Linked DNA regions of Homo sapiens: region 1 is linked to region 2. A link is an interaction called in ENCODE POLR2A ChIA-PET data of the cell type or tissue named here. Cell type or tissue: MCF 10A. All regions are shown on one strand. Links, peaks and the distances in the headings refer to the core of each region. The heading gives the core; the rest is flanking DNA.

Region 1 (5,393 bases), core at 311-5,310, 97 kb before region 2:
TTTATGTGTAGTTCAGCTTCCATAAAATCCCTTTAAAATATACTAGATCTAACTGATCCCTCGTCTCTTATGAAAAGACCAATCCTTTAAACAAAGACTGCTCAGATTTCTTATTTGTAAAGCGCACTAATAATGCCTGCCCCATAGGATTGTGCTTAGAGCACATTAATAAATACAATTTATTCATAAAGTCTTTGTTGAGCCCTTCTGTATGTTTGTACTGTTCTCAGTCCTGAAGGTGTGGTGGTGAGCAAGGCAGATAAGATGCCATCTATATTCTAGAAAGGGTGGATCAGTGAGGAATGTGTTTGTCTGTGAGTAAAAGGATCCTCACCAAATAGTGGCTGCACAGCAGTGCTGGTCTAGAGTGCCTGTAGAGAGGCCTGCAGAGGGCTGTTGAGGTGGTGGCTAAGACCGGGGTGATGGCAGTGGAGATGTATAGGAAGTATATCATGGATTAGAGTCAATGGGACTTGCTGATGGACTGGATGCTGGGGATAAAAGGTAGAGAGGATTCACAACTGACTTTTAGATATTTGTCTTGATAATTAATCAAGAAGGAGAGAAGAAGGAGGAGGAGGAAGAGAAGAAGAAGGAAAAAGAGAAGGGAAAGGACAGGAAGAAGAAGGAGGAGGAGAATGTTGTGTTGTTTCATAGTTTAATGATATTTTATCATTTTAAAAGCATTTCCAACCTATAAAGGCACTCAAAATAATTCTGTAGGCAAATAAAACTGGTATCAAGTCAGGAAACCAGATAAATAGCATGCCTCCAATGTTGATGTAATGTAGGTATGTTTATACCACGTCCTGCAAATAGAATATTTGTAAAAAGCATCTAATTTAACTTTTACAACATCCTATGAAATGAAAATTAATAATCACATTATGAAGATAAATAAACTGAGGCTCAGATAGATTAATTCACTTGTTCAGACTTACATAGTGAGTTGGCCATATCAGGATTCTATCCTCGGTCTCCTTAATGTTCTGCCTTCTTTCCAATGACAAGCATGTAAATTCCTAAGAGCTTTTTTAAGCTCAATGATGGCATTACTTCCTTCTCTGAGTTAATAAAACCCATCCTCGGAAGGTTACCTGGGGGGAAGGTTGTTACCTTTGGCTGCTTAAAAAGGAGAGAGCAAGGCACTGAAAGAATGGGACATCCATTGAATGGGTCCACCTGGACAGAAGTGTGGTGGGAGAAGGGAAAGGCGGGGACATGAGCTTTAGGACACACTGGACCTAAGGCAGATCGAGACAGAACAAAGATGCTGAGAACCTGAGTGGGGGTGGGGCAGGAGCCAAGGAGTAGTTGTGTCCCCACAGGAAACCAGAGCAGCAACAACCGCTTCTTTTTATATCTCAGGTGAGCTCTGTTTCCATATATAACTAAACAGAAGACTTGGGGTCAAATATCTGAAATAGAGATATTTTAAACATTCCTAATATGCCTCTGTTCAGAACAACAAAAAAAAAAAAACAAAAAAAACTCTGCCTAAACTTTACATTCAGATATACCCAGGGCCACATGAAAGAAAGCATTTGTGTTGACTTTGCACTGCTCCTCTTGGGTAATACTGCTTTGCAGTCTGTTCCTCTTAGGTCATTCACAACCAAATAACGCCCCCCTCCTTTGTGGCTCCGGTTAAATTTCATATTTGCTTAAGAAAAACACAGAATCTTGGGAAATTTTAGCCTATTACAGACATTAAGGAGGAACAGTCTATCTGCTTCTTATTTCTCTTAAAACACACACAAACTGCAGTGTGGGCGGCCAATGTTACCCTGGTGATTTCCTTCCCTCTGTTCTCAGCTAAAATTGTGCAAAGCTAATATGAGCACCTGAGTTCTACAAGAGAGGACACAATTTAGAAAGGGAAGCTATTAGAGAGCAGGGGAAGGAATGGGGACTTCCATAGGCTGAATGCTAATCAGATTAAAATATGTGCAAGGAAATTATACTTATGCATTTTAATCTGAGGCAACTGAGCTGGTGCACATTTTCTTAGCTGAAAGGAATGGCGGAAATGAGCTCATTTGAGTAGTGTGGGGACAGTGGCCTCACTCTTGTCTTCCCGTGCAGTCCCCTTACGTTGCACAGTATCCTGCAGAATGATCATTTTTCTCCATCGTGGAAATAAGGTTGCTTAAAAGGGCCAGAAGGTACTGCTGATTCCAAGTCAAGCTGACTCAGACTGAAGGAGGAAAATGAAAAGTAAATGCAATTTCATTTCAGGTTTCTGAAAGCTATTTACAAATGAGAGCAAAAAACACCATAGAAATCATGACCAATGCAGTATGCAGTGTCCCCAAATAGATGATTAAGATGGAATGGAATCACTTAGTAACACCAACTGAATATTCATGGACTGTCAGGGAGCCAGCCTAGAGGAGGTGAGATGCTGCCAAGCCGAGCGGGCCTGTGTGTCCTGGAAGAGGAGGGGTCTCTCTGCCTCTCCTCTTGGGTAGTTAGTGGTGATGTTGGGCTCCCAGCTTTGAAGCTTCCTAATTCAGGCTTTGATTTGGAGGCTTTGCACTAGCCCCTAAAAGCATGAGCCTCTGCATTCCAGAAATCTGATGTCACCCAGGCACAGTTGTGTAGGGGCTTTTCTTTTGTGAACCTTCCTTGAGAAATCTGGCTGCTATACCTGGGAGGTAGGAGAGCTTTTCTATGCCTGTCTTCTCTGTGATGATGTGAAAGCTCCTAATTCCAAAAGATTTCATCTACCCAGTAATAGCTACCAACCCGCTTCCTTCTACTGTTCAACTTATTACTGTGTTTCCTTAACGCTGAGATGCACATTATTTTCCATTTTAAAACTCTGAAATTGAGGGTAGATCTTACAATTGATATTGCCAACTGATCTCTTGCAATCTATATTGTAGTATTTCTTTCCCACTCTTTTTCTCTAAACAGGGGCGATTGAATAAATACAGTATCCTAGTCAGGAAAAATGAAACTCTGCCTCCAGCCTCTAAAGGCCACAAAGAATGAAATTGACAGAAGTAAGTAGGAAGAGAGTGCCCAGGGCTGAACCCTGATGGTTCTGGGTCAAGTAGCCAAGACAAGTGGAGGTCAAAGAGATGTGGCCCTCAGACCTCTACCGGACGATCCATATGGGCTCTGCCAATCTGTGACCACATGGCAATTGTCTTAGAATAAGGGAATCAACCCAAATTTGTCCCTGTTCTTTCTATTGGTTTGTTTTAGCTTTTGCCATCATAGCTATACTAAAAGAATAAGGGTCTTTTTCTACACAAGAGTGGTGAGAAGAGCACTTCACCTGTTTACTTTTTAATGTCCCTTTTAAATACATGCCCCCAGATGTCTAATATGCACATTCTTCCTGCTGCATAATGTGCCTGAAGCACTGGGTTTGCCATGTGCCTCCCCAAAGCAGCCCAACATCCACATGCCCACCTCCCCATTGGCCAAGCAATGTCTGTGTCCTTCTGCCCCTTCTTTCAGGGCTCTGTTAAGTGATTAAAGCCACTTGGAGAAATAAATTTAGGCAAAAAGGTTAATGGATCATAGTATCTGCTTTACTCGGGTATTTGTATTTTAAAGGGTTCTTTAAGAAGTACAGCATCTTAATCAAAAATAATTGACTTTGAATTGAAGGATTTTTCAGGATGCAAGGAAGGATATTTAGGGCAAGAAGGATTTCAAGTACCCATCGAATCCTATCATGTGGGCACACACACACTCTGCCTGAGCCCAAATGGTCTGGGCATCAAGAAATTTAAAAAAGCTACTTCTTTGCTCCTGGCATTGTCATCACAGCTTTGGGGATCCTAATAAGAGAAGAGTTAAAAAAAAAAAAAAAAAAAGAAACCAGTTTTTCATTTGCAAACTGCTTACCAATTAGCTTTTTATGAACACTTTAGTCTTCTTTCATGATGACACAGGCTGAGGGTATTTACTCAATCTAACTTCTCCTCAGCTTAATGGGAGTATTTGACTAGTCTCTGTAACAGATTCACCAAAACAAACATTTATTCTGCTACTAAATGAGAGACACTCTGCCAGTCACTGGGAGAGATTAAGGAATGTATAAGACATGGTCATGCTTTTCAAGGCCTTACTATCTAGCTGGAGAGAAAAATTCATATGAGCCAGACGGAGAGCTAAATGACAGACTCAACACAATGACACACGGATGACACAATGGAAATGAATCAGCAAATGCAAGGTTGAGTATTTCAGGAGAAACAGTTTGCACAAAAAGCCCTTGGATGAGCTGAATCTGAAGGATGGTATTTGGGCCACCTGTTATCTTTATTCCCCTGGTGCCCTCATCTCCTTTGGAGAATTTTCCTCTTTCCATTCCATCTGGTTGTGGAGGCTGTGAGTCCCACATGGTATGATATCTGATTCAGCTTAGAGCAGTCAGAATTCTTCACCCCTCTGATATAAAGAACGGCTCCAGGTAAACACATGACTCAACCTGGGCCAGCTGGAGCCCTTCCCTGCATTGACTGATTCACAGGCAGGGAGGAGCTGTCCTCTTCTCTTAGGATCTCTAAACTGGGGGCTGTGAAGATGTTATTGTTAAATGACATTCCTCTCTCATGGAGAAAGCTTCCCTGCACAGTGAAGCTAAAATTCAGGAGAAAACAGAAATGAGAGAAGAAACAGGGATGTTCCTGACATCTTTTGAGCACTTACACGTAGGTCCACCTTCTAGTTTCACAGGCCAATAAATCCCCTCCGCATCTTATTCTTCAGACACTTCTATCCACCCCACTTCTGGAGCTCAGTTGTTTTCATGTTAGTCCACGTGATGTGGTCCCAAAGAATCACTAATGTTCGGTTCTGTTTTTTCCAGTCTTTCATCTCTGTGTTTAATTTTCTGTAGCTTCTATTGTTATGTATTCAAATTCACTGATCTTTTCTTCTGCAGTGTTTAATCTGCAAGAATCCCATCAAATTTTCTTTTCAGATACTTTTTTAATATTTTGAAGTCCTATTTGAATCTTTAAAAATATACATATTCCATTTATCCTCTCAACATGTTTGTCTTTTTCCCTATACCTTGAATATATGCAGCATATTTATAGTAGCTATTTTTAAATCCTTATGTGCTAATAATATCATATATGAAATTTCCAGGTTTGCTTCTTTTGAATGAACTTTTTTTCCAATTACAAATCATATTTTCCTACTTCTTTACATTCCTGGTAATCTTTATTAAGTGGTAAATCTTGTACATTTAATATTGTTGGACTTTGGCATACAGCTAATTTACCCGGGATCAAGTTTGATTCTTTCAGCATTTTCTTTTAAGCCTTAGTAGGGCAGGTCTAGAGTAGCCTTTTGTTTGGGGCTAATTTAGCCCAATTATTCAGGCAACATCTTCCTGAGTAGTCTACCTGATGCTCTGTATATTG
Region 2 (5,393 bases), core at 150-5,149:
CAAAAACCATGTAGGTAGGGCATGCTCAGACTCCTGACCATGTAAATGTGAGATAGAAAATATGTATGATGTTTTAAGTCAGTAAGTTTGTGGTAATCTATTAAGCAGCAACAGAAAACTAGTACAGGCTTCTATTTCCTGTAGGCTAGAAATAAAAATAGTACATACCTTATGCCGTGTTATGAAGTTAAAAGAAGTTAACATATGTAATATGCTTAAAATAGAGACCCTAGGTCTATTTCTGAGGCAAGATGCCTCAGAAACTTGCAGAATCTAAGGCAGGGCTTATCCCTGCCCATCAATGAAAAATGAATGCTAAAGTAAATTATGAAATGTCATTAATAAACATACTAGTTCACATGCTATTTTTTGTTAAAGGCCTTGACTAAAATTATGGAAACAACCACATATTGACCTTGACAATCAAAATTATGAAATTCTCCAATGATTATTGATGGGAGCCACTCTGAAGGTGTTTCCTATGCCTCACTCCATTCACCAAGGCAGAAACAGCTCTGCTTTATGGCACCTTAGCAGTCAAGGTTTCATGTCATTGGAACAGGCCAACTGCTAAAGGTGGGCACCAGACTTCTCAAGATTTTCTCCAGGGAATTTAGAACCATTGGCATTCCAATTCAATCTACTCACTACATAAATTGACTACAAGTATACAGCTAACGTGATAAAAAAAAAATAAGATGTTAATTACCCTATCATTCAAATAGCAGGAGGATCTATGAATTAGTACCATGTACCCCAAAACAACAATAATGGTGCTGATATTTATTCTGCTCCTGTATTGTTTATAAACTTATTATGGTATAAAACTACAAGAGTTTAATCAGACATCACAGGAAGTCTGTAAAAAAGGGTGAAACAATTAAGAAGAGTATGTGAAATATGGATGAGCCCACTGCCATTGATGTTGAAACTCTAAGTGCATAATGTACCTTAGCATTAAATTAAAAAGTATGGAATGTTCCTAACACAAAGAAATGATAAAGGCTTGAGGCAATGGATACCCCAATTACCCTGATTTGATTATTATACATTGTATGCCTGTATCAAAGCATCGCATGTACCCCGTAAATATAGACAACCATTATGTACTCGTAAGAATTAAAAATAAAAATTAATAAAATAAAATAATACCTTCAGTCTTCAGGCCATTAGTCATTATTGTTGCTAATATTAGTTACTAAAAAACAAAAATAAAAGGCAAAAAAATTACAATGCATACCAAGAAGCATTATTAAGAATATAAAATAGGATACAGAAACAAACCAACAAGTGATGCAGGCATTAGATTTATCAAACACACACTTTAAAACAGCTATAATTAATGTACAAAAAAAGATAAGAGAATTTTAGAGAAAAAGTAGACAATATTTTAAAAATCAAATAGAAATTTTATCTAAAATTGACAATTCAACAGATCATTAGATTGGGCTCCCCTGAACAAATGATATTACTGAACAGGAAGATAGAAAATATGCAAATTAAAGGATAAAAACATTTTAAAATGTATAAAACAACATAAGTTATGTATGGGAGATATTTAAAAATTCTAAAATACACATGATCAGTGTCCTCAATTGATAACACAAAGAATGAGGTGGAAGCAATATTGAAGAGATGTTTGCCTATAATCTTCAAAATCGGATGGAGGCTCTCAACCCATACATTCAAGAAGTTTCATAAACACTAAGAAGAAAAAAAAAACCTTAAATCTACACTTAGTCACATAATTGCAAACTGTTAAACACCAAAGATAGAAAAATCTTAAAGATAGCCAAAGAAAACAGGCAGCTTCGAAGAAAGAAAACAAGATTGGGCTGGTTTATTGACAGAAACAATGGCAGTTAAAAGACAATAAAAGTATATATTTATGGTGCCAAAAACAAAGTGCCAAACTAGAATAATATAGCAATTGAAAATAACCTTCAGAAACAAAGGTAAAATGAATATGCTGCAGACAAATACAAATTAAGAAAATTCACCACCATCAGACTTTCCTAAAATAATTACTAAAGGAAATTCCTTAGGCTAAAGGAGAATATTCCTAAACAGAAACACAAAATGCAAGAAGGAATAAAGGGTGGCAGTGTTGTAGAAAAAACCAGGTTCTTGTCATATGACCAGAAAGGATTAGGTGCGCAGACACATTGAAGGGTGATTAGAGAGGAATGTATTGGGCAAAAAGGAAAAAAAAAAAATCTCTCAGGAAAGTGAGACGGAGTCCTGCTAACAGGCCCGCCTCCTCACAGACTGATTCCCAGGTTACTACCCCTGCTGAAGAGAACAGCCTCCTCCCCTGCTTAAGGCAGGAATTCCCCATAGCTCCATCCACTTCCCTCAGTACGCATGTCCAGCTCCCATCCACTGTGGGCATGCCCTGACAAAACCCTGGGCAGGTTTCCTCATCTGCACAAAAGCATCTGATGTAAACACTTGTGGGTTGGGTCGGAGATTCTCTGGGGACCCATTTTTATCTGCCCAGGCATTTGGCTGTCTCAGCAGAAAGTTGTAAATATGTGGATAAATATAAATTAAAGTTGGCTATACAAAACAATAATAGTAACGTGCTACAGAGTTCATAACGTAATAAAAATATATGATGGCAATAATGTGAGAGGCAGAATGTAGATGAATGGGGTTAAACTATTGTAAGGTTTCTAAACTATTATAAGGTTTCTAAACTATTGTAAGGTTTCAGCATGATCAGAGAATTGATGAAAGTAATTTTATTAGACTACGGTAAGTCAGGGTAAGCATTAAATAACAATAAAATAAGATATGACAGACAAGGTAATAGAAATTGAAATAAAAACATAAAAATATTTGATGACTTCAACAGAAACATTATAGTAAGATAATGGCTATGACAACAGCATGATGAACATACTTGACACACTTGGTATATACAGACTACTATGCACATCAACTGGAGAATATGCATGCTTTTCACACGCACATGTAACATTTACCAAAATTAGCAACATGCTGGGCTATAAAGCAAATTTTTGAAGAACCAAAACTATCCAGAGAATATTCTCTGATGAAATCATCCCCATGTGTCTGGCAATGAGGCAACATAATCTTAAATTGTTCCATGGATCAAGAATAAGTTGCAATGAAAAAACAAATAATTTTTGAACCTGATAGTAAATATCAGATATAATAAAATTTGTGGAGGGCAGTTGAAGTCATACTTAGAAAAAAAATTATAACATTTGATTAACATATTAAAACAGAAGAAAGGTTCAAAATTAATGATGTAAGAATTCAATTTAGGAATTTAGATAAAAATTCAACAAATTAACTCTCCCCCATAATAAAAAGTAAGGCAGTAGGAAGAAAACAATAAATTAGGAATAAAAATTAATGGAATAAAATCCAGTTATTCAATACAGAAAATCAGTAACATGAAAGTTTTTTATCAAAGTATTAATAAAATGGATAAACTTTTACGAAGATGGATCAGAAAAAAATAGAGTGAACATAAATTGCTGATAACAGAAATATACAAAAGAAGCACCCTCTCAGATCTTACAAATATTAAAAAGACAAGAGAAAATTATGACAATTTGGTTCTCTGGGGTGTTTTCTCTGACACCAACAACCTATTCTCTGATTCTCTAGATACTAGCTGGGTGTCCAAAACTTCAATCCAATTCTGACACTATCTACCCAGAGTTAGTACAGACTCCATAAAGTAAGGAGCTCGACAGGACAAGACTGTTCCCGCTTCCGACACCAGTTTCAAGCCCTGAGCCACCTGTACTTCTGATGAATCAGCTGTAAAGCAAGTGTTTCCACCACCCCTCCTCGGGTTTAATACTTTGCTAGAGCTGCTCACAGAACTTACTTATTTACACTTTTAAACTTACATTTACTGGTTTATTATAAAGGATACAATGCAGGAAGAACCAAATGGAAGCAATGCACATGGCAAGATACAGAGCGAGGGAGTCACACAGAGAGAGCCTCCTTACCCTCTTGGGTGCACCACCTTCCGAGCACCTTGGTGTGTTCACCCACCTGGAAGCTCTCTGAGCCTCACTGTCAAGAGTTTTTACTGAGCCCAATCTCCAGCTCCCTCCCCTCCACTCTTCCCAGAGGGTGGTGGAAGGGCCTGAAAGTTCCAACTCTCATGTCAACTTGGTCTTTCTACCTTGAGTCATCTCATTAGCACAGACTCAGGTGGGATGGATAAATTGGACTATATTTAAATTAAAAATATTTGTTCATCAAAATATGTGATTAACCAAGTGAAAAAACAAGCCACAAAATATATATTCATATATTTTAAAACTACAAATTAATATTATAATGGTAAAATCCCTACAGAAAAATAGGCAAAACACCTTAGCATGCCCTTCATGTTGAGGATCTACAGAATCAATACATACATGAGAAGATGCTCAATTTTATTAATCATCATTATAATTAGCATATCAAAACCATTAATATGATACCACTACACACACACCAGAGTGGTTAAAAAGAAACTAACTGAAAAATCCCAATTGTTGGCAAAAACCTGAAAGATTGAAGAGCTTATTACACTGCCAGTTGGAGTGTAAATTTGTATAATCACTTTGGAAAACTGTTTTGTTGTAGCTACCAGAGTTGAACACATGCATCCCCAATGACCCAGCTTTCCACTCTTCAGAAGCACTCAACAGAAATGCATACATTTGTCCACCAAAGGATATGTACAAAAATGTTGATAGTAGCACTGATTGTAATAGCAAAAAAAAACTGAAATGTAGTGAATTGTGATATATTCATACAATGGCATACTATTTAGCAATGAGAATGAAGAAATCACAAATATATGACACAATGTTGAGAAAAACAGAAGCAAAATAGTACATACTGTATGATTCCACTTGTATAAGTTTCCAAAACAGACCAAATAAATGGATTTTTAACACCATAGTGTTAAAAATCAGAATGGTGGTTATCCCTGGGAAATGATGATATGCTTCTTAATCTGTTGCTTCTTCATGGTTTTTACTTTGTGAAAAATTATCCGGTTGATTATTATGATTTTTATACTTTTCTGAATGTGTGTCAAACTCCAATAAAAAGTTAAAAAATATATTTATGATTTTTAAAAACGGGATAGAGCATATTTCCTTGAGGAAGTGAAGAATATGCCAACATAGTTAATTTGCAAACTTGCAATTACTTTATATTTCATTGCTTTGAAGTCATTTTCATTTTCAACTCTTACTTTTTTTTTTTTTTTTTTTTTTTTGCAGTTGGACTTTATCTTGAGCTGTGGCTGTGAAAATGCCAGATCCTAGCTACTAGAATATTCCTTAGGACATTTGCAAACATCCTTGGACTTAGTGGGAGGGATTTGAGGGAGAGGAGAAATACAT

What was found. Peaks named below come from ENCODE experiments on the same cell type or tissue, not always from the same donor. Only the 100,000 strongest peaks of a DNase experiment are listed, where the experiment ranks them.
Region 1: POLR2A ChIA-PET joins it to region 2 with 6 read pairs; 4 of 35 experiments call an interaction of 5 or more read pairs at or near these places.

The regions. Positions count from the first base shown.
Region 1 is chr13:34,034,853-34,040,245 of GRCh38, reverse strand. The region is part of intron 1 of LOC124903153 (a long non-coding RNA gene); the gene reads right to left. Among named protein-coding and RNA genes, the nearest start is that of RFC3, 220 kb to the right of the region's middle. In MCF 10A, for the core only: no CTCF peak of the experiment used is centred there; no DNase peak of the experiment used is centred there.
Region 2 is chr13:33,938,058-33,943,450 of GRCh38, reverse strand. It overlaps a transcript of RFC3 not described here. Among named protein-coding and RNA genes, the nearest start is that of RFC3, 120 kb to the right of the region's middle. RefSeq lists an enhancer at 2,166-2,665. In MCF 10A, for the core only: no CTCF peak of the experiment used is centred there; a DNase peak (open chromatin) is centred at 2,350.